Linked DNA regions of Mus musculus: region 2 is linked to region 1. The links are chromatin loops, found by intact Hi-C in ENCODE. Cell type or tissue: gastrocnemius. All regions are shown on one strand. Links, peaks and the distances in the headings refer to the core of each region. The heading gives the core; the rest is flanking DNA.

The links. A loop is a pair of places that touch in the nucleus more often than their neighbours do. Peaks named below come from ENCODE experiments on the same cell type or tissue, not always from the same donor. Only the 100,000 strongest peaks of a DNase experiment are listed, where the experiment ranks them.
Region 2: it touches region 1 in a loop (3-fold over the local background); 10 of 42 quality-filtered maps call a loop at or near these places.

The regions. Positions count from the first base shown.
Region 1 is chr7:31,058,007-31,060,913 of GRCm38, forward strand. Lgi4 (leucine-rich repeat LGI family, member 4) reads left to right here and starts at 1,929. Exons shown (of 9, transcript NM_144556.2): 1 at 1,929-2,184; 2 at 2,545-2,616. The coding sequence starts at 2,015. In gastrocnemius, for the core only: a CTCF peak has its summit at 1,237 (motif pointing right); DNase peaks (open chromatin) are centred at 1,285, 2,198 and 2,553; H3K4me3 peaks cover 1,276 bases; H3K27ac peaks cover 2,385 bases.
Region 2 is chr7:31,170,790-31,173,696 of GRCm38, forward strand. No RefSeq gene overlaps it. Among named protein-coding and RNA genes, the nearest start is that of Gm10640, 9.9 kb to the left of the region's middle. In gastrocnemius, for the core only: a CTCF peak has its summit at 1,648 (motif pointing left); a DNase peak (open chromatin) is centred at 1,725.

The DNA of each region.
Region 1 (2,907 bases), core at 98-2,597:
AGTTACATGAAATCCTGCCTAAAAAAAAGTTGGCCCCAAACCTGACTGATCCTCAAAGCTGTTTTGTTCCCTCACTGAGTCCTCTCTTCAGTCTGGGGATGGATGAATAGTATGAATTATCCCACTGACAAATGGGGAAACTGAGGACCAGAGAGACTAAGTAACTCTACTGAGGCAACACAGGACAGGGCAGGACCCCAGATCTGTTTGGCTGCTGTCCTCCGACAGCACTTCAATGGCAAGAGGCTACCTGTTCCTCAGCCTTTTAACTCCAGGCAATGAAGCTGCCGCTCCTACTGAGCTAGAACCGACAGGCCCTATGAAGCTGATCATGTGTCTCATGCCTCAGTTTGCCCCATTTTAGGAGCCAGGATTGTAAATCAGGGATGGCAACACCCCACCTCACAAGGTTGTTGTGACATCAGTGGGCTAACACACAGAAAACCTGGCACACAGTCGAATGTGGTGGCATGTCATCCAGCACTTACGAGGCTAAGCTAGGAGAACCTTGAGCTTGAGGGCTGCTTGGGCTACAAAATGAATCACGGACCAATCTCAAAAGCAAACAAGCAAGAAAAAGAACAATAAAAAACAAACAAGCAAACAAACAAACAAACAAACACAGGGGCATGGGAAGGACCAGGATGTTAGGTGAGTTATGTGTGAGTTACAAATTTTTCTTGTTTAACAGAGGGAAACTGACCGGGCTATGGTGGTGCATGCCTTTAATCCCAGCACTCGGGAGGTAGAGGCAGGCGGATTTCTGAGTTCGAGGCCAGCCTGGTCTACAAAGTGAGTTCCAGGACAGCCAGGGTTATACAGAGAAACCTTGTCTTGAAAAAACAAACAAACAAACAAACCAAAAAAAAAAAAAAAACAACAACAACAAAAAACAAAAAAAAAAAGAAAAGAAAAAAAAACATAAAAAACCAGACAGAGGGAATCTGTCTTAGTTTCTAAAAGGATGAAAACACCCAGTTATCCACAAATCCTTGAATTCCAACCTCCAAGGAGAGGACACAGAACAATACGGAGGGGCCCTGAGCCAACGTCCTGGGGCTGTAAGTTAGTCATGAGAACGACATTGAAGCTTTAGGACGAAGCTCGATAGATTTGATGTGGAAGAGAGAGGTGGCATTAGTGTTTGTATCCAGTCTTGGATTTCATAGAGTTAATTACAAGGGATCTTCTGGAGGAGGTCTGGCTTTGGGGCAGGGCAGCTGTCCTACCGATGGTGACCACCAGGGGGAGCAGCTGGCCTGGTGCTGGCCTGGTGGTGCTTTGGTGAGTGGGTGGACCACACCCTCCAAGAGAAGGGGCTGGCCAGGAACAGCTAGGATATCCCCCATCCCCCAGTGGCTTCTCCTCTTAGCCCTCCCATCTGCAGTCTGCAGAGCCATCTGGTCTCCACCCTGGGGACATCCTTCCCACTCTCCCCAACTGGGGTTGAGTGGGGACTCTGATGAGGGGGTTGGTTGGAAGTGCCTAGGGTGGCAGCCTTGGCAGCCCCGCCCCCTCAAAGGCCATTCAATTCTTTTCCTGGGCCTTTTCTTCTGATGGCCTCTGACCTCCTCCTTCCTACCCTTCTGCTAGGCACATCCCAGGCCACAGCAAGTGAGATCAGTGTGGGAGGACACCCAGAAAGTACTGGAAACTTGAAACAGGGAAGGGAAGTGAGAGTTAGGACAGTCAGACAGACAGACCATCACACACACACACACACACACACACACACACCCCAGAGACCTAAAGGTCAAACCAGAGAGACAAAGACAGAAAGGCAGAGATCACAGAGGATGGGAAATAGAATAATAGAAAGATAGGGAGAGAAAGATATTGATAGAAAATCGCACACTCCAGATACAGGAAGAGAGGCACAGGCTGGAGGAGGGAACAAGGCCAGCCAGCCACAGGACAGCCTGGTCAGTAGCAAGATCGAGAGGCATCCCACGGAGATGTAGTGATTTGGGTCTGGCAGTGTGGGGACAGAGGGAGCCTGGGCTGGGGCAGGGGCATGGGAGGGGCGGGCATCTTGTTGTTCCTGTTGGCTTGGGCTGGGGCAGGAGTGGCCTGGAGTCCCCCCAAAGGAAAGTGCCCTCCACACTGCTCCTGCTCCAAGGAGAACACCCTGTGTGAGGGCTCCCCCGAGCTGCCTGAGAGCTTCTCCACCACGCTCCTGTCACTGTGAGTGCCAGGCCCTATGTGGGCCGAAAGGGAGGGAGGAGACCTGAGACTCCAGGATTTGGGGTGGGGTGCCAAGGTCTCTCAGAATCTTGGACACCAAAGAATTCCAGCCTGTCTGAAAGATTTGGAAAGGTGCAGGTTGGGGGGGGGGTTCCCGAAGGCAAGGGGGAGCAGTGGCAGCACTTATCCAGGGGCTGGATGCTGCCAGGGACCTTGGCCACATGTGTAGGGGGGAATAGGAGACACCCCAGGCCAACATGGCAGGCCAAGGCCTCCAGAGCAGCCAAGGCCTCTGATTTGAGAGAGGAGAATTGGAATGTTTTTTTTTTTCTGCTCACTAATCTCTGATCGTGTCCCCAGCTCTCTCGTCAGGATGGGGGTCTCCCGGCTGAAGGCTGGCAGCTTCTTAAAGATGCCGTCATTGCACCTGCTGTGAGTGTGGCCTGGCTGGGCTCACAACACACTGCTTAAGAGAATAGGTTTTCTTGCCTGGGGATGGGAGGCTGTGTGCATGCATGCACTTGTGTGTGTGTGTACACGTGCGTGCATGTGTATGGTGTGTGTTGCATGTATTTTGGGGTGTGTTGTGCTCATGCATGTGTGTGTGCACATGTGTGTATATGCGTGCACTCATGTGTGTGGTGCGTATGCATACATGTGTGTGGGGTGTGTGCACGTATGTGGGATGTGTGTGTGCTCATGTATGTGTGTGTGTTCCCACAC
Region 2 (2,907 bases), core at 186-2,685, 110 kb after region 1:
GCTGACAGAAAAAGATATCTGCATATCTGCTGTCATAGTTTAGATAATTCTGAGCTATGTCCTTAGTCTGACCAGTATTAGGATGGGCGTTCAATAAACTATTCTTGCTTAACTAAGATCAGGGTTTGTATGGTTTGCGTGGTGATTCCTGGTTAGGGGACCATGGCAGGAACGGATTCTCTTCTGTGGTGGAAGTGCAGAGGCTGAGGCAGGACTGGGTCTCCTTGACTGTTGTCCACAGGGTGTGTCTTGGAGGCTGGAGTAGTTGGAACCTCAGTGAGTTCCCTGCCAGAGGCAAACGCCTCCTGAGTTTGACTCTACAGGAGTAGGCTGTCTCCTACTACATTTCCTTTTTCTGGTATGAGACAAGGTCTCTCTAGCTAGCTTGGCTGCACCAGAACTCACTATATAAACCAGGCTAGCCTTGAACCCTCAAATTTGACCACCTCTGACACCCAAGTGCTGGGATAAAAGGCATGTGCCAGCTTGCCCATCTTCTTGCTAGTCTTTTTTTATTTTATTTTTTATTAGATATTTTCTTTATATACATTTCAAATGCTATCCTGAAAGTTCCCTATACCCTCCCCCACCCTGCTTCCCTACCCACCCACTCCCGCATCTTGGCCCTGGCATTCCCCTGTACTTCTTGCTAGTCTTGAAGGCAGTTTTCCATTGGAGGACTCTGCTGATGAGAAGCCTATACACCTTGTTATAAAGAGCCAGTGTGCCCTGATTCTCTGGGTGTGTGCATGCAAATGAGGTGTAGAATGAAGCCAATCAGGACAGAGATGTCAAACCTGGAGAGACAAGGGCACATGCCAGGCTGCCAAAAGCCTTTCCAACCTGGTCAGTGGCTTGGTTGCTCTTCCCGCTAAAGCAATTGTAGGAAAAGGTACTCCACCATGGGAAGGGCACCACAAGACAGTTCACACTAGAGTTTGAAGTAGTTTCTGCTTCCCCCAGTCATGTTCTGGTTACCTTTGCATTGGTAACTGCTACAATGTTTTGCTCTTTGGAGCCGCTGCTTTCTGCTGATGTGCTGAGGCCATCTGAGCTTGGGTCATCATTGTGGCTTCAAACAGCTCCTATTGTGTTCAGGGTTTTGGGACCTAGTCTTTCCTTTGTTCCGGTTGCCACTTAGGATAACAGCCAGTGCCCCTCTTACCCCTATCAATGCTACCATGATATCAAAGTTTGACAAATTTGTCAGTTTTCATTGTGTGAAATATTAAATTCATAAACATAGATGCACACAATAGAAAAAATATTAGTGAACTGAAGTTTGCAGACCAATTTGTGTTAGGAATATAAGGATGGCTTGATATAACAAGTTAATAATATATACCAACTTATTAACAGATAAAAAGATGAAAAAAAATCTAGACAGTTCCCACATGGATACTTGAATAAAATCACTCAGGAAACTAGAAACAGAGGAGTACTTCCTTAAACTGGCAAATAGCTGGAGAGAGAGAGAGAGAGAGAGAGAGAGAGAGAGAGAGAGAGAGAGAGAGAGAGAGAGAGAGAGCACACTCTGTGATTTAGAACACTTGCTGCTCTGGCAGAATATTGGTGTTCAGTGTTTTGCACCCACATCAGGTGGCTCACAGCCTTATAACTCCAGGTCCAGGGGATCTGGCGCCCCCTTCTGTCCTTTGTAGGTACCTGCACTTGTGTGGATACAAGTACACAAACAAAAATAATTTTAATTTTTTAAAGAAGAAAACTTCCTGTTTCTTTATTGTTGCAGCACTCAGAAGAATGGCCCTCGCCCCTCACCTGGGCATTGTGGTAGAGCTGACCCTGGTGGCATGGGGGTAAGAGAACCTGCTCCAAGGGTGTGAGCTCAGGCCAGCTGGTCTTGTCCCACTGGAGACATGGTCAGGCCCCTCGCCTGGGCAAAAGGGAGAGCTGACCTTGGTGACTCCAGTGCAAGAAAGCTGGTGGCTGAACAACTCAGCTACCACTGGGGCCCAGGGCCCAGATCCAAGGCTCTGAGTTGGCCACCCCACATCTACCCCATCTATGAACTGTTGGAGTGGTGGCGATCCAAAGCTACAGGATCTCCATGATACAGGGCAACAGGCTATCCCAGAGGAGTTCCAGGGAAGATCCAGAATGGAGTAGCAGAATCCAGAGGACTCAAACCAGACTGATGACTCACTGCAATGATCATTTGCAAGTAAAGATGTTTGGGGGAAAGGGTGTGTTGTGTGATACACTGTAGCTTCCTTGTAGTGAGGGTTTTTTGTTTGTTTGTTTGTTTTTTTTTGTTTTTAATTTTTGTTTTCTTTTGGGGGAAGGTTGCAAGAGGATAGAATGGCTGAGATAGAGGAATGGGGAGATGAGTTGGATTGGGTGCATGATGTGAAGTTCACAATCAATAAAATTTTTTAAAAAAAATTAAACTAGTAAATGATACATTATCTATAAATGTTACACAAACAGGAAGGGTCTTAGACTAAACACTAAACATGGATAATCACAGAAAAGAGAACAACACTGATGTATAAATTTCAAGAAAGAGAAAAAATAGAACAATAAGTTAAAAACAAGAACAAATAAACAACAACATAAAAGCTAAAAGAAAACTTTCCACTGAGTGTCGGGGACACACACCTTTAATCCCAGCACTTAGGAAGCAGAGGCAGGCAGATCTCTGAGTTCAAGGCCAGCCTGGTCTACAGAGAGAGTTCCAGGATAGCTAGGGCTACACAGAGAAAACTTGACTCAAAAAAAGCAAAGTAGAAAAGAAGGCAGAGAAGGGGGACGATGAGGGGGATGGATAGGGGGGAAGAGAGAGAAGGAGGAAGAAGAGGAAGAAGAAAGAAGAAACAAGAAGGAGGGGGAGGAGGAGGAGGAAAGAAGAAGAAAATTTCCAGGATTGAGCACAAGTAAGAGACGCAC